2 separate regions of the Homo sapiens genome follow, and region 2 is linked to region 1. A link is a loop called in an ENCODE intact Hi-C map of the cell type or tissue named here. Cell type or tissue: A673. All regions are shown on one strand. Links, peaks and the distances in the headings refer to the core of each region. The heading gives the core; the rest is flanking DNA. Region 1 has its middle 88 kb from the start of NUF2. Region 2 has its middle 210 kb from the start of NUF2.

What was found. Peaks named below come from ENCODE experiments on the same cell type or tissue, not always from the same donor. Only the 100,000 strongest peaks of a DNase experiment are listed, where the experiment ranks them.
Region 2: it touches region 1 in a loop (2.9-fold over the local background); 25 of 110 quality-filtered maps call a loop at or near these places.

What each region holds. Positions count from the first base shown.
Region 1 is chr1:163,405,721-163,414,065 of GRCh38, reverse strand. No RefSeq gene overlaps it. Among named protein-coding and RNA genes, the nearest start is that of NUF2, 88 kb to the right of the region's middle. In A673, for the core only: CTCF peaks have their summits at 1,704 (motif pointing left) and 3,912 (motif pointing left); a DNase peak (open chromatin) is centred at 3,875; H3K27ac peaks cover 764 bases.
Region 2 is chr1:163,524,665-163,533,009 of GRCh38, reverse strand. No RefSeq gene overlaps it. Among named protein-coding and RNA genes, the nearest start is that of NUF2, 210 kb to the right of the region's middle. In A673, for the core only: a CTCF peak has its summit at 4,105; a DNase peak (open chromatin) is centred at 4,069; H3K27ac peaks cover 1,010 bases.

The DNA.
Region 1 (8,345 bases), core at 221-8,220:
CTAAACCTAATCATTCTTAATGTGAGGTATCCGTTATTCAATGTCCTTCTTCAAACTCAAGTCTAGCTAATTTTTTTAAAAAAATCAAGACATGTGATCTCTGATGTTTTTAAAGATGGAAACACACTCAAGTGTTGCCAAAGACACAGTACAAATTCAAGATAGAGGCTGGTTTAGAGCCAGGGAGTATGTTGTGTATTTCTGCCCTATCTACACACACACAGAGTGTCATGGCTAGGTGAGACCACTTTGTTTAGTTATTACTTCCTGATGTCATGATGAAGAGTAGAGGGTAAAAAGGGTTTCTTATTTGTATATCTGAGAAAGTGATGACAAGATACTTCCTAAGCACATGCATTCAACAAATTTGGATGGCCTCCTGTGACGGACACCTTGCTGGGCTCCAGGAAATGTAGTGGCTATAGAGAGGAAGAACATTCTTTCATTCCTTGATCCTCTACAAATGCATATTGATGGAATGGATTCAGAGCTGGGCAAGGAAATCTCTCTACCACTCCCACTCAAGTAAAGAATTTCTACATTTTAATAACAGTATCAGAGATTTATAGTTTTCCAAGCAAGTCGACATGTAGTACTTCATTTACCTGCCCCACCCCTGCCGCAGTATGCATTCAGCTTAGCTCCTGTCTCCCCACCTTCCCCACTCCACACACATCGTGACTGAGCACTTGTCAAGGATACAGTTTCCAGGGATATGTTAGCAAGAGAACCTTCCACAAGCAAGCAAGAAGCTTTACAAGAAATTTCAGGTTTCTCTATGAGTTTCTAGAAACAATTTCTAAATGTGTTTCTCATTTAAAAGTAACACAACTGTGTAATAATGACCCAATAAATGTATCTTTATCAGCTGAATTACAATGGAGAGATCTTAGCTTGTTGTGCTTCTCCTGATCTTGATTTGTTCGTTTGTTTGTTCGTTTGTTTGTTTGTTTGTTTTGAGACAGGGTCTGGCTCTGTCACCCAGGCTGGAGTGCAGTGTCGCAGTCTCGGCTCACTGCAACCTCTGCCTCCCAGACTGAAACCATCCTCCCACCTCAGCCTCCTGAGTAGCTGGGACTACACGTGCACACCACTACACCCAGCTAATTTTTGAATTTTTGGTAGAGACAGGGTTTTGCCATGCTGCCCAGGCTGGTCTCAAACTCCCAGGTTCAAGAAATCCTCCCACTTTGTCCTCCCAAAGTGCTGGGATAACAGGCTTGAGCCACTGTGCCTGGCCTCTGATCTTGATTTTAAAACTGCACTTTTTGGACTGTTACAGAACAAACAAAAATTCTAATTTATGTGTTACAATACATGGATAATCTTATTATATCTTGTTTCAAGGCGTATGTTTTCATTTCTGGAAGGTAGAGGGGTGCATGCCTCCCATAGTCTCCCTTTATCACCTAATGGGCCATCTTCTCCTCCTTCCTCCTTGTCCAGAGTTGGGGCAAAGCAATGACTCCTGTGCTGTTCTGTTCTAAAGCTGGAGAGGAGTGCTTGGATGACAGCAGATAATGTCTGCCCTAGCCAGCCCACTCATAAGGCCTGAGTCAACTGGCTGCCCATTATGGCCAAAAAAAAAAGACTCTCCGCATTGTCCTGACCTTCAATCCTCCTCCTCCTCACATTGAGTAGAGGGGAGACTGCTGACCTCTTGTGGGCTGTAGGTCTCAATTCCCAGTTCACAAGAAATAGAAATAAATAGTATGTATTGGCTTTATAATTTACAATATTATTATGAAAATGTTAGAGCTGGCCTTATCATTTCCATTTTACAGATGAGGAAGTTGAGTCCCATAGGAGTTAAGTATAGTGGTACAAAATTGCCCACAGCTGGTGGAGCGCTTTGCCAAACCCAGCTTTTCTGCCTGTATGTCCAGTGTGCTCCCCAACACTCTGTGTTTCCTCTGCAAAGCAGTGCTGAGCAGACACGTGTCTAAGGATGTTTGTATGTTTTACAAAGTACCAACATGGTTTAATGTTCCCTAACTCCTTTATTTCTGCAATCTCTAGCCCAGAATAATGTTCCTGGTTAAGTGTAGTCTTTTCCTCCTGTCTTGTTCTTAACATGCAAATATTCCTGGAATAGCATTAAGTCACTTGAGTGAACCATGTAATAAAGGAAACAAACCCAGACTTTGGAGCCTAACACACCCAGTTCAAATCCCAGCTTGGCCACCTATGGGCTATATGGCTAGCGGCAAGTTATTTAATATTTCTAAGAATTAAATTATTTATCTATATAATGGGAATATTAGATTTACAGCACAGTTTTAACAAAAATTTTAGATAATACATGTAAAGTACCTGACACATAGTACACAATCAATGAATCATGCACTTTTTGAGCATATATACTTAAATATGACATGTAGAGCCTGACAGCTTAGATTGGACTCTGCTCTGCCACTCACTAACTCTGTTAACTTAGAAAAAGTAACTGCTCTGTACATGAGTTTTCAAATTTATGAAACGATGTCATAATATTATCAGGATTATCCTAAGGATTAAATGCATTCATACATTTAAAACTGTGTCCAGAGCATTAAAAAGCATAGCTACATTATTACTATAATTATCATCATTACATCCTCAGTGCGGATGAGTTCCTATTCTTCAACTCTAAAATGGAGATATTAAGACAAAATGATCTTTGTCTAGACAAAGTGATCCCTTCTAGCATTGGCATCCTATGATTACAGGACTTCCTCTTGGCAGAGTGGGACAGAGTACCCAGAAGAGAGGAGAACATTGTGGAGGGAAGGAAAAACAAGAGGAAGGTGAAAGAAGTCCACAAAAATAAATTCTGCAGCTTCACATGCTGTTGCTCAGAGGATGCCCTCACTGATGGCTGCTGAAGCCCTCTCCACATGAGATCACAGTCAAGTTAATGGTTATTTCCATCTCCTCCTAAAGCCATTCCATGGGTCCCCTCTATCTCACTGAGGAATGCCTGGTAATTCCACCTGGTACCTCCACATCCATCCACCTCTCTGGTCCTGAACTACACCCTCCCCAGCACGCACTGATGTTAATTTCCACCCCTGAGGACACATGCTTTCATCCCTTGTGTGTGCAGCATGAAAAGTGAGAACTGCTAGGCCCTTGGAACAGAGTGGAGAAAGAATAGGGATGCTCAGGTGGGCCCTGACCCTCAACTAGGCTCAGAGCTCCTGAAGTGCTTCTACACTGCACAGACATGAGGCCTGAGGAGTGTGTGCGTGTGTGTGTCTACATTTCACAGAGGCAGTAGGAAGCAATACTTACCCACCCACCTTCTCTGCATAAAGGGGCACCCTGGTGTCCTTCATGTTCAGAGAGCAGACTGAATGAGGGAGGTCACAGTTGAAATGGGTTTCAGGGCCAAATTATTGTCCTTCCAGACATTAGTTTGCAGTGCAGAGCCAATCTGAAAATGTGGCATGATCAGCAGTCTTGCCTGAGGAGAGACCATGACCTGTGGAAAGGGATGTCATAAATCAAGGCTCAGTTGCCCTGAGTAGGGAGCCCTGGCTGAAGCAGCCCAGGCAGCTGTGAGGCAGGATTGAGATGCATTGGCAGAGCTGTGACGGTGACCCCCAGACTGAAATAATTGGGGTTGGGGGAGGTGCACCCTGGGTCAGACTGAGGGGCACCGGAAGAATGTATGGGAGAAGAAAGCTTTCAAAAGACCTGCCCAGACATGAGAGGCTTTGGTCAGAGTAATTATCTGCCATGTTCATACGCACTAAATTCACTTTTAAAGGAGAAACGCACGCTCCCACAAATACACGGGCACAAAAGGAAAGAAAACCCTTCTGGAAGAAAACGAAGTACTGTAGAGCAAAAACAATAGACCCCAGAGGGAAAAGGTGATTGAAACTTAAAGAACTTTCATTTCAAGGCAAACAGTGCCCTCTAGAGGTGTGAACGCTAGATGCAGGCAAAGTTGAACAAAAGAAGTTCAGTGAAATGAAGTGCTGGAGATGATCCTTCGGCTTTAAATGTTATTGGAGATTTTGTTCCAGGTTAAGGGAGCAGGGAGGAGGACCCTAACCATTTCCTACTTCCGAATGCATGTCCATGAGCCTGTCATTCTCGTGCCTTCCTCAAAAGACCGGGATAACTCCAGGCACCGCAAAGAGACATTTTGCCAAACACAATTTCAAGTAAAATGCTGTTAGAGCAAATGTCGTATTTCGGTCTGTGGCACTAGAAGCGAGGAATTTTCATAGAGAGTGTCATAAAGAGGAAAATGTAGTATAATTTGGGTGGGTGGGAGAGGGCAGGGGGTATAAAATAGATTTTTCGAGAGCCTGTATCTTGAGTGATTAGATCAATAAAACTCCCTCCAGAAGTCACTGCTTTCAAAAGCATGACACCAAAATATAGAGTCCTGGTAAGGAGAATTTCAAAGGCAGAATGTTTTAGTCAAAGAGTCTCCACTATGGGTCCCTCATGAACCCTTGGGCCACTCTAAATCCTCCTTTTGTGAGTCCCCACATGCCCTCGACTTTGATACCATCATCCTCATCTCTCCCTTCTTCTCTTCCACTGCTTTCCACAGTTCCTCACCAGCCCACAGGACAGCATAGCAGAGTGAAAAGACCGCAAGCTTTGAAGCTAAACAGATGTGGACTCCAAGTTCAAAACCATTGACTTCAGGCCATATACACAGGGATCTGAGCCTCTTCTGCATCCTCATCTGTAAGATGTTACTGGTAACAGCCTTCTCACCGTGTCGGTGGGAGGAGGGACTGGCATAATAAGGTGAGTTGTCTACACTGTAAGGGCACAGAGCTGGAGTTCAACAAAAATTCATGACCTCCCCTTTCTCTCTTCCCTGTCACCGCTGAGTAACACCAGAGGCTTCAGCCTGAGCTTTCTGTCTCTATTTTCTTCTTTCCCAGTCCACACTGCACATCAAGAACTACGGAACAAAATTCCTGACTCACTATTTCATCAGGCCATCCCTTATTCCACCACCATCATCTGCATGATAAATCCAAACCCTCAAGCATCCAATTTATCCCCTTCAATTCATGCCCAATTTATCTTCACACCTGATATCTCACTGCTGCTCACTGCTAACCTTCTAACATGGGCTGCCATCTACTTGCCACCCCAAATGCACTACTCATGACTTTCCCTTTACTGCCTCCATTTGGGAAGCTACTTGCCCCCACTCACACCTTGCCCCTCTCCAAAAATCCATATTCTCACCATCCTTCTGGGACAAACTCAAATCCCATCTTCTCGAGTTTTCTCTGGCTATTCCCTGGTGACCTCTGGACCCTTTGCGATTCTAGAACACATTGTGGCTACAGTTTTAGCCTCATTAATATGAAAATGAATACTATATGCTTGGTAAGAAGTATGCACACGTGCAAGTATTGACATGGAAAGATTTTTCTAACATCTTGATGACTTCAAGAGTTAAAAACAACATGCGCTTTCCGAGCCATTTCTGTTTTTTAAAAAGCGTGTGTGTGCGTGTGTGCGTGCGTGTGTGTGGGTGTGTGCATGTGCGTGCACGTCTGGGTGCATGTGCAGGTCTGCGCGTGCGTGTGTGTGCGCGTGTGCGCGCACGTGTGCGTGCTGTGTGTGTGCGTGTGGGTGTGTGCGCACCTGGGCGTGTGTGTGCATGCACGTGTGTGCACTTGTGCGTGTGTGTACACATGTGCATGTGTGTGCACACGTGTGTGTGCGTGTGTGTGTGTAAGAGTGTGTGTGCACCTAGACATATAAATGCACAAGGATGCCAGGGAACTTTTCACTTTCTATGTTATACATTCTGTATTGTTTCAGTTTTTCTGCTGAGCATGTATACAGTTTTACATTTTAAAAACTTTTATTTTTAATGTTTTTTTTTATTATTTTTTGTAGAGGTGAGGTCAGGAACTCAGGAATGTCAAGAATGTCATTGCTTTCCAAAATCAGAGGTTAGGTCTCACTCTGTTGCCCTGGCTAGCCTTGCCCTGCCCTTGAGCTAGACCTCCCCAGCTCAAGCTAGCCTCTTGCCTTGGTCTTCCAAAGTGCTAGGATTACAGGCGTGAGCCACTGCACCAAACCTAAAAAACATTTTTCAAATAACTCAACCCACATTCATTGAGCACCTACTTGTGGCAAGCACTGACCTAGGTGCTGGGCATTTTCCAAGGTGGTCCCTACTTCCTGCAGAGTTGAGAGTCCACTGGGAGAGAAGCCAGCAGAACACCTTGGTGGGGATGTGCAAAGTGATGTGAAACAGTGAGACAGTGCAGGGGGATTCAGAGGAGCGGGAGGCCAGCTCTGTCCAGGGAAGTCAGTCAGGGCTGAGCAAGAGAAGATCACATTGGAGTCATAACAGGAGGATGAGTGGATGTCCATGAAGTGGAGAAGAAAGAATCAGGCATTCTTGCTGGGAGGGAGGAACGTGCACACGAAAACAAACAAGCATTTGAGTGCTTGTCTTGTCTAGAAAGTAGCAAGTAATTTTTGGTGGACAGAGAATCGCATACAGGGTATGGAGACAGGAGATAAGGCTACAAAGAAGGGTTGGGGTCTTATGGTGAAGATACTTGTGTGATGAGATTGGAAATTCATTCTTTACACAACAGGGAACCCAGAGGGTTTTAGGTATAGGCATAGTATGATCATTTACTTCCTGGTATTGTTCTTTAATTATTTCAGGTTTATAATATATTTTCTATGGCTATTGCACATATCTTGGACCCCTCCCTTTATGGAGTTCAAAGTTCTCCAGGAGAGCAACAGAGGCAGCTGGGAACTTGTTCCCAGCCAGAGTCCTGCCATAACTGAAGCACATTTTTCATGATTCTGACTAGGATGTAAAAACAGTGTCTATCCCAGGTATAATGTTCTTGGTGTAGCCCTGGCCCAGGGACATAGCATCTCATTTCTCAGAGTTACTCTCTGAGGGATCAACACAATAGACTTTGCTACACGCCCCCCTTCCCCCTCTTCTGCCCCCAACCCCGGCCTGCACACCCAGCTTCCACAGGGAGGCCTTGCACAGGCAGAGCCCATCCTCCACGGCTGCTTTTGTGAAGGTGCTGAAGGGACGGCTGCTTGGCCCAGGGAGTATCCACATGGCTCCCGATGATAACACCTCAAGCAGGAGAAAAGAAAAACGGTTTTCCGCTGATGGCAGTGTGTACAGCTGGCTGAGCTGTTTGGCACAGTCTCTGCAGCTGTGTATTCATGATGCTATATTTAAGCCAAAAAAAAAAAATCTCTGAATTATATAATTAATACAAGCTGAAATTTGGTTGACCATTTAAGTGTTTGTTTGCTTCTCCCTGCCAAATATCAGCTTCATGAGGGAGAAAGTTGGGCCTCAGGCAGGAGTCCCCCTAAAAGTTTAAACCCCCACTGTGCAGAAAAACAGGCACAGATTCTGCCACATGTGGTGCCACTTGGCTGAGTTTCCCAATGGTTCAAATGATTTCTATGGCAAACCCTCCTGGTGGATGGAAGGAAAACAGAAGCACTGTTTCTCATTCTAGGCAGGAAGCAGGTGATACAGGGCAAGCACAGGAGTGAAGAGGCTGGAAGAGTGGACCTATTCAGACCTATTTCAGGTAAGGTGGATTTCGATGAGAAATGGAGATCACCATGCTGATGCTGTCGGAAAACTACACCTACCCAACACAGAGTGCCTCCCGCTGCTCCAAGGCCCATACTACCTACAGCTTAATCTGAGCCAGACGTGCCCACAAACACGTTCTTCCTCCTTCCTTGGGGCCCAGTATTTGTCCGTGGAGGACATACTTATGGATAAAGGCTTTAGACTGCCCCTGTGAAGAAAGCTGGGAGTCTAATTAGACTTTTTTCCCTGCTTAGGTTTTAAAGGCACAGTGAGGTGAACCCGGGAAATTTGAACCCAAGTTTGGCAGAAATTAAGTCAGTCTGGTGCTTCCAACTAACTCCTTTCTCTTAAAAGTCATGGTAAGACTGAACAGAATTAAGATGGTTCTGGGCCAGGGGCCTCAGGAATGTCATTGCTTTCTAAAATCAGAGACACTCACACCCTGAGGTCCTGAGAGAAAGTGCACTATGGATCAGTGGGTTTGGCTCCTAAAATCAATGCTATGAAGGCTGGGTGGTCAGTCAAGCAGCACTTCATCCTGAGTCCCCTACCATGAATAGTTTCAGACAGAAACAGGCCATGAGGTCTGATGTTTATCCTACTCCTTCTAATTCCCAAGTCCTGGTGTCTGATTTCTCCACTCTCCAGACCACTGAAACGAACAATGGAGCAAGCGAGAGGTCCCTACAACCAGGTCTACTCTGTGTGAAAGTGGGATGGTGGGAGAGAAAGGCAGAGAAACAAAAAAGGAAAATGAACTTCTAATACA
Region 2 (8,345 bases), core at 66-8,065, 120 kb before region 1:
TAATTATTCTCACCCTTCACAACTCATCTCCACTGGAACCTTCACCAACCTTCTCAGAAAGTTTCTTCCTCCCCTGTGTGCTCCCAGCGCCTTGTCCAGTGAAACCGATCTCCTTGCTTTAATCATTTTCTTACCTGCATGTTTGCTTCCAGAGGCTGTGACCTTTGGGGTCCAGGAAATGTTTCCTAGTGATATCTGTATTTGCCATCCACGAGGCCCCCATCACACTGAAGACGCATGTTAGAGGCCCAAATTATGCTTGAATGAATCAGTGAATGAGATGAAATGAAAAGAAGAAAAGAAAAAATATTTTAAGGGATAAAATACAGTAGAGTTGTGTAAAAGGGCTATGGGAACTCATACCTGGAGTTACTCACTCTACCTAGAGGAAGTGAGGGAAAGGAATCTCCTTTATGCTTTGAAGGATCATTAAGGATTGTCCTCTATTTCTGGTAGAGGTACATTTAAAAGGGGCAGAAAGCACACCTTAGAGGCTGGCAAAATTCCCTAACAGAGATGGGTTAGATTTCCATTACCCTATCATGGGCTCCTGAGTTCACATCATTAAACAGATTCCTATCTGAATATCTAACCCTACTTTCTTATGCATGTTTGTCTTGTCCTGGGAAAATGCAGGAGTCTGTACTTCTCTAGAAAGGCTATTAAAAACTTCTGAGATTATATAATATTTTACCTTTTGCATCTGGCTTATTTCACTTAGCATAATGTTCTCCAGTTTCATCCATGTTGTCACAAAAAACAGAATCTTCTTTTTTATTAAGGCTGAATAATTGCCCATTTTATATATACAAGTTAAGCATCCCAAATATGAAAACCCAAAATGCTCCAAAGTCCAAAATTTTTGGAGTACCAATATGACATTCAAAGGAAATGCTCATTGGAGCACTCTGGGTTTCAGATTTTCAGATTTGGTATGCTCAACCAGTAAATATAACGCAAATATTTCAAAATCTGAAAGAAAGGTAAAAATCCAAAACACTTCTGGTCCTAAGCATTTTGGATAAGGGATACTTAACTTGTGTATATACATCATAGTTAGGTAGGATTAATGGTCTAGAGATGTAAATGTACAGCCTGATCACTATAGTTGATAATAAGGTATTTTATACTGGAAATTTACTAAGAGAGATTTCAGGTGCTCTCACCACACACACACAAAAGATGATAACTATGTAAGGAGATGAATATGTTAATTAGCATGAGTCTAGTAATCATTTCATTATGCATATGTGTATCAAGACATCATGCTGTACACCATGAATATACACAATTTTTATTTAATAAAAGACAGACAGAAATGGCTGGGAGTGACTTGGGCACAAAAGGAATAGCCAGGCCCTGGTGTCTCTTCCTTTCCATCACTTCTGATGTCAGTCTTGCTTCAGTGCTCCCTCCGCATGCAGGCCTGCTCTTATTTGCAGGTCACAATCTCGTGTTCATAAGATCCAAAGTCCAGAGTAAACCTGGATGGGTACACAGGGCAGCTTTTCATAGTCCCATGTCCCATAGTCTCACCAACTCCCACATAAATGCTCTGGGCTTTCAAGTGCTTTAAAGACTCTCCTGGATTTCCCTGTCATTCTTGCTACAAAATTAAGATTAAGAAAGGGAAGAGAGATGGTAATAATGTCAAGAGTAAGGGCACAAGATTTTCTTTTCTTCATGACCATCTTGTAGGAAATGACTAGTTTTTTAATTGCCCATTAAATATGTGTAATTGGCTACTGATTCATTGAAGGCAAGCAGCTCAAATATTTGCATGCATAGATATTTCCTCAAGATATAAAATGCTATGGTGAATGTAAATCTCTCTACAGATGTGGTGATTCTTCCGTACATTGTGTGAGGCACATAACTTAGGCACAGGCTTTCCCATTGCCACATCTATACCCTTTTCTTGACTTTGGAGAAATACTGGCACTTGAATTGAATTCAGTTCCTGTAGCTTTATTTTAATCACCTTCAACTCTACCCTTATCTTATTTCTTGAAAAAAAATTCTACTTTTCTAACTCTCAGTCAAACAAATTAACAAATTTGTGTGTGTATCCTTTCCAAACCTTGAAGAAACCATTTTAATGTTCAGAAAACTATTTATACTTCTGGTAAAAACAAATATTCTACAATGTTTCCTAGCTGTTTTACAAATCAATTTTGAGGAGTTCTGTTATAGAGACAAGTTATAAATATTGGAGCCTGATGATCATCGTCACAATAAAGAGAATAAATAAATATAAAAGTCAAAAACCCCTGAACAGTGATGCCTCTGAAGATACATATCAGCAGGCAGAACATACTCTTCTTCTTTGAAAGAAAGTAAAACTTAACATGAAGGGGAAACATGAAGAACCTTGGAGAATTTTATGTTAGGACATAAAGAAGCCCTGAGCTACTGTATGGATTCAGGCAGAATAGAAGCAAGAGAAATATTGTTTCTCAATGCACTAGGAGCAAAGGAGGCTAAAGAATAGGACAAGGATGAGAGAGGGATGGATGAGAGGAGCAGATGGAGAAGGAGGAGGAAGAAATGGAGAAGGAGAAGGGGGAGATGGAGAAGAAGGGGAAGGAAGGAAGGAAGGAAGGAAGGAAGGAAGGAAGGAAGGAAGGAAGGGAGGGAGGAAGGGAGGGACGGAGGGAGGGAGGGAGGGTGGGAGGGAATGGAGTGAGTTGTCCACTACATCTGACAGCTTAAATGTATTGGTAAATTAACCCCATGAAGGTTAAGTGAAAGAGAAACCACATTGTCAGAATACTAAGGCAGTTCAAAACTAAAGGAAGAGATAAAAAGGCCCAGGAGCACTAGCAACTAGAGTAGGCCAGAAGAGTTAGGACCCCAGCTCTACAGGGAGCCACTGTCAGAGCAACCATGCTTCTCATCCTTATAATTTCTATCAAAGTTTCAGATTTGAAATAGAGAAGATCTGATTGGCCTGGCTTCGGATTTAAAAGCTTCTGGATCAATAGCTATAGCTAATTTTGCGGGGCAGGGGTAAGAGTAGAGGACAGACGTATATCAAAGCCAGTTAAAAAATACCTTTTTAGAGACAGGGTTTCACCATGTTTTTCAGACTGGTCTCTAACTCCTGACCTCAGGTGATCCACCTGCCTCAGCCTCCCAAAGTGCTGGGATTACAGGCGTGAGCCACTGTGCCTGGCCCATCAGAAGCATTTTGAAGAGCTAACAATATAATGGAGAATAAGCAGACAGAATTTCCGTCCCACAGGAAGTTCAGGGGATCTGTATGGGCAAGGCTGCCACCCAATTAGTGTCTATTACCCTAAGTCAAGAAATATTGTTTCTGAGACTGACACAGGAAAATCTGCAAACCAGAAAGCTGTAGACTTATTTCTGCAGGAATTCTTGACAATAAGTCTTCCACTGAAACCCCCAAACCATGTAGCAGCTTATGGAGGTTTCAGTTTTAAGGAGGTAGGGAGAAGAAAGAGAGAGACAGAGAGACAGATGGAGAACATGGTTGAGAGAAAGAGAAGCCTTATCAAGTTAAGGGAAGATCAACTTTATATTAAACAATGTTAGACACCGATTAGGGTTAATAGAAAGAAGTCCAAATTGTACTCACATTTGTGATAATTACTTAGCATAGTACTTGGTACAGTAGATGCATAAATATTAACTAAATCTGAATTCATGCTTTATTTATTGATAGAAAGTCACAAAATATAGGCATAGTAACAGCCATACAGGCTTTACATACAGGCAGTTTGAACTCTGGTATATCATTGCTATGTAACCCTGGACAAAGAAGTTAGGGTCTTTAAACTGAGGACATTAAGGTATATTGATAGAGTTTCATGAAGGTTAAATAAAATAATGTATATAAAATCATATAGTAAGTGCTCAGTAAATATTCACTCCTCTCTTCATCTTCTTATTAAGTGCATGTTCTTAACATCCAGCATTTGATTTCACTAGAAAGCTTATGTTTTAAAACAAAATCTTAAAAAGTTATTCTTATAAATGTAATGTGCTAGACAGAAACTCTAGGTCTTAACTATGTTTCTAGCAGTTCAATGAGACTGTCCATTAAAGGCTGCCGCTATCACCACCTGGTGGCAGCATACTGTATAATTTTTTTAAATTTAAAAATGACATACTCATACATATTTACAGAGTAAAGTGTGATATTTTGATACCTGTATACAATGCATAATAATCAAATTAGGGTAATTAGCATATTTATCACCTCAAATATTTATCATTTCTTTGTGTTGGGAACGTTCAAAATCCTCTCTTCTAGTTATGTAAAAATATAGAATAAATAATTATTAACTATAGTCATCCTTCAGTGCTATAGAACACTAGAACTTATTTCTCGTATCTGAGTATAATATGTGTTCCTTAACCAACACCTTTCCCTATCCCCTCTTCTTTTCACCCTTCCCAGACTCTAGATATCATTATTCTGCTCTTTACTTCTATGAGGTCTTACTTAGCTTCCACATATGAGTAAGAATACATGGCACTTACCTTTCTGTACCTGCCTTACTTCACTCAACACAATATTCTCTAGACTCATCCATGTTGCTATAAATGAGAGGATTTCATTCTTTTTATAGCTGAATAGTATTCCATTGTGTATTTATACCATGTTTTCTTTATCCATTCATCTGTTGATGGACACTAAGGTTGATCCCATGTCTTGGCTATTATGAATAGTGTTTCAGTAAACATGGGAGTGCATCTATGTCTTTGACACACTGATTTTCTTTACTTTGGATCTATGCCCAGTAATGGGGTTGTTGGATCACATGGTAGTTTGTTTTACTTTTTGAGGAGCCTCCATACTGTTTTCCATAATGGCTATACTAATTTACATTTCCACAAACAGTGTATAGTAGTTTCGTTTTCTCCTCCACATCCTTGCCAGCTTTGTTATTTTTGTCCTTTTGATAATAGCCATTCCAGCTGGGATGAGATGGTATCTCATTTTGGTTTTGATTTGCATTTCCCTGATGATTAGTGATGTTCAGCATTTTTTCCATATACTTCTTGAACATTTGTATGCCTTCTTTTGAGAAATGTCTATTCATATCATTTGCCCATTTTGAATTGCATTGTGTGTGTGTGTGTGTGTGTGTGTGTGTGTTGGCTGTTGAGTTGTTTGAATATTCTGAGTATTGTTCCCTTGTTGGATAAATAATTTGCAAATATTTTCTCCCATTCTGCAGGTTGTCCTTTACCCTGTCAATGTTTCCTTTGCTATGCCAAAGTTTTTTAATTTGATATAATCTCATTTGTCTATTTTGGCTTTTGTTGTCCTTTTTATTGTCTTTTTTAAGGTCTTCTCCATAAAAATATCTGCCTAGACTGATGTCCTGAAGCATTTCTCCTAAGTTTTCTTCTAGTATTTTCATAGTTTGAGATTTAGGTCTTTAATCCATTTTGAATTGACTTTTGGATGTGGTGATAGAGGCCTAGTTTCATTCCTCTGCATATGAATATTTTGGTTTTTCCGGCATTATTCATTAAAGAGAATGTCCTTTCCTCAATGTATGTTCTTCGCATCTTTGTTGAAAATCAGGTGTCTGTAAGTATGTGGATTTATTTCTGGGTTCTCTTTCTGTTCCATTGGTCTATGTGTCTATTTTCATGTCAGTACCATGCTGTTTTGGTTATTATAGCTTTATAATATATTTTGAGGTCAGGTAGTGTGATGCCTACAATGTTATTCTTTTCACTCAGGATTGCTTTAGCAAATTTTCCCTGCTTGCAAGATGACATGATCTTACATAGAGAAAAACTAGACTCCATCAAAAAACTCTTAGAATTGAGAAACAAATTTAGTAAAGTTGCAGGATACAAAATCAACATGCAAAAAAAAAAAAAACCATACCATTTCTATATACCAATAATTAACTAGCTGGAAGAAATTTTTATTATTTCATTATGTATATTCATCGCTCAAAATATTCTACAAAAATCAAGAAAGCAATCCCATTTATAATAGCCACAAAAATAATAAAATTTCTAAAAATAAATTAACCAAGGAGGTGAAAGATCCCTATAAAAAAAAATATAAAATTCTGATGAAAGAAATTGAAGAGGACACAAAACAATGGAAGGACATCCCATGTTTATGAGTTTGAAAGAATTAATATTGTTAAAATCATTGTACTGCCCAAAGGAATCTACAGATCTAATGCAATATCTATCAAAATACAAATGACATTCTTCACAAAAATATAAAAAATTCTAAAATGTATATGGAACCACAAAAGACCGCAAATAGCCCAAAGCAATCTTGTATATTTTTGGGTGACAACTATATATAATGAAATCCTAAACATTCCTTAGAGTCTTACATATTACACATATGGGAAAAGTTTAGACAACAACTGTTTGTACAACACATTTTCCTATAACCAATATGTGGTGACACTTTGGTATGTTATGAAGATACCTGAAGCAGTAATCTGGATTTTCAAAATTTACTGATGTCTATCTTTAATGCCATCAGCTTAATACCATTCTCCTTCTATATCCCTCAATACCCCTGTTGCAGCCTGAATTCAAAAGCTTAGGCATTGCTCTGAAGAGTTACGTAAAAATAAAGCAGATCATGACATCAAAAGCATACACAAAAAAGAGAAACAATAAATACATTGGACATCATCAAAATTAAAAACCCTTATGTTCCAAAGGATATTATCAAGAAAGAGAAAAGACAATCCACAGAATGAGAGAGCATTTTTGCAAATCATATATCTGACAAGGGACTTGTATCTAGAATATATAAAAGACTCCTACAACTCAATAAAAAGACCAATCACCCAATAAAAATGGTCAAGAGATCTAAATAGATATTTCTCTAAAGAATATATTCACAAAGCCAAAAAACACATACAAAGTGTTCAGCATTAGCCATCACAGAAATGCAAACTAAAATCATAATGAGATACCATTGCACACACACTAGGATGGCTATAATAAAAAAAGACAGTGAACAACAAATGTTGGCAAAGATTTGGAGAAATTAGCACCCTTATACACTATTGAGAGAAATGTAAAATGGTGCAGCTACTTTGGAAAACAGTCTGGCAGTTTGTCAAAGGATTAACCCGAGGTTATCATATGACCCATCAATGCTACTCCTAGGTATAATCTAAGAGAAGTGAAAACATAAACCCACACAAAAACTCGTACATGAATCTTCATAAGAGCATTATTTGGCTCTTTTCATGCCAAAAAGTGAAAACAACCTCAAATGTCCCTCAATTAATACTTAAGGTGGAATATTACTCATCAATAAAAAGAATAAAGTACCAATACATGCAACATCATGGCTGAACCTTGAAAATACTATGCAAAGTGAAAGAAGCCAGTCACAGAACCACATATTATGTAATTTTATTTATATGAAATACTCAGAACAGGAAAGTCCATAGAAACAGAATGTAAATTGCATTTGCCTGGGGCTGGAGGGGTATGCTGAAGCTGGGAAGTAATGGTTAAGGGAAATGGGGTTTCTTTCTGGGGCAATGAACACATTCTAAAATTGATTGTGGTGATGGTTGCACAACTCTGTGAATATATAAAAAGCCTTTATATATTTATAGGTGAACTGTATGACATATTAAATGGGTGAATTGCATGATATTTTAACTATATCTCAAAAAGTTGTTAAAAAGTAAAAAACAAAGCATGTCCGAAATGGTGATGGAGAAGAGGTTCATCATTTCTCCCCTATGCACACAAAAGTTTCTTCATGTTCTTTTCAGAACTAAAAATTTCAATCTAACATTGGAGGCTAGTCTTTTATAGAAGTTAAAATATTTCTATAGAAGCTAAAATATTTTACATAAACTAATTTGGAGCTTTGGAAACATTTTTTTTTCCTGATTTTATTTTACCATAAAAGAGTATTCTCTTCTGGCTTCAGTGGTGCTCATCAAAATGGGAAAATAACACAATTTTACATTTAACTGTAACAAGATTCACTTTAGATATCTAGAGCAGAGCTAATCTCACCACCAGAAGTCACTGATGTTGGCTGGCATCGCATTACTGATTTTATGATCTGACCCATGGTCACAATCCCTTCCGCAACACACACACACACACACACACACACTCACATTTATGTATGCAGACAATACCACAACTCTGGTTGTGACATGGAACATCTTAGGGAACCTTGTCTGCAGTGCCAAGGCAGGCCCCAGCTAGGCTCGCTTATGCATCTGTTTAGTTTTGACTTCTTATAATCCTAAAAACAATATTTCTGGATTTCTATAGCTCATTGAAACGAATCACAGAATCTATGTATTGAAAAGCACTTTACAAGCATCTAAGTCTTACACAGA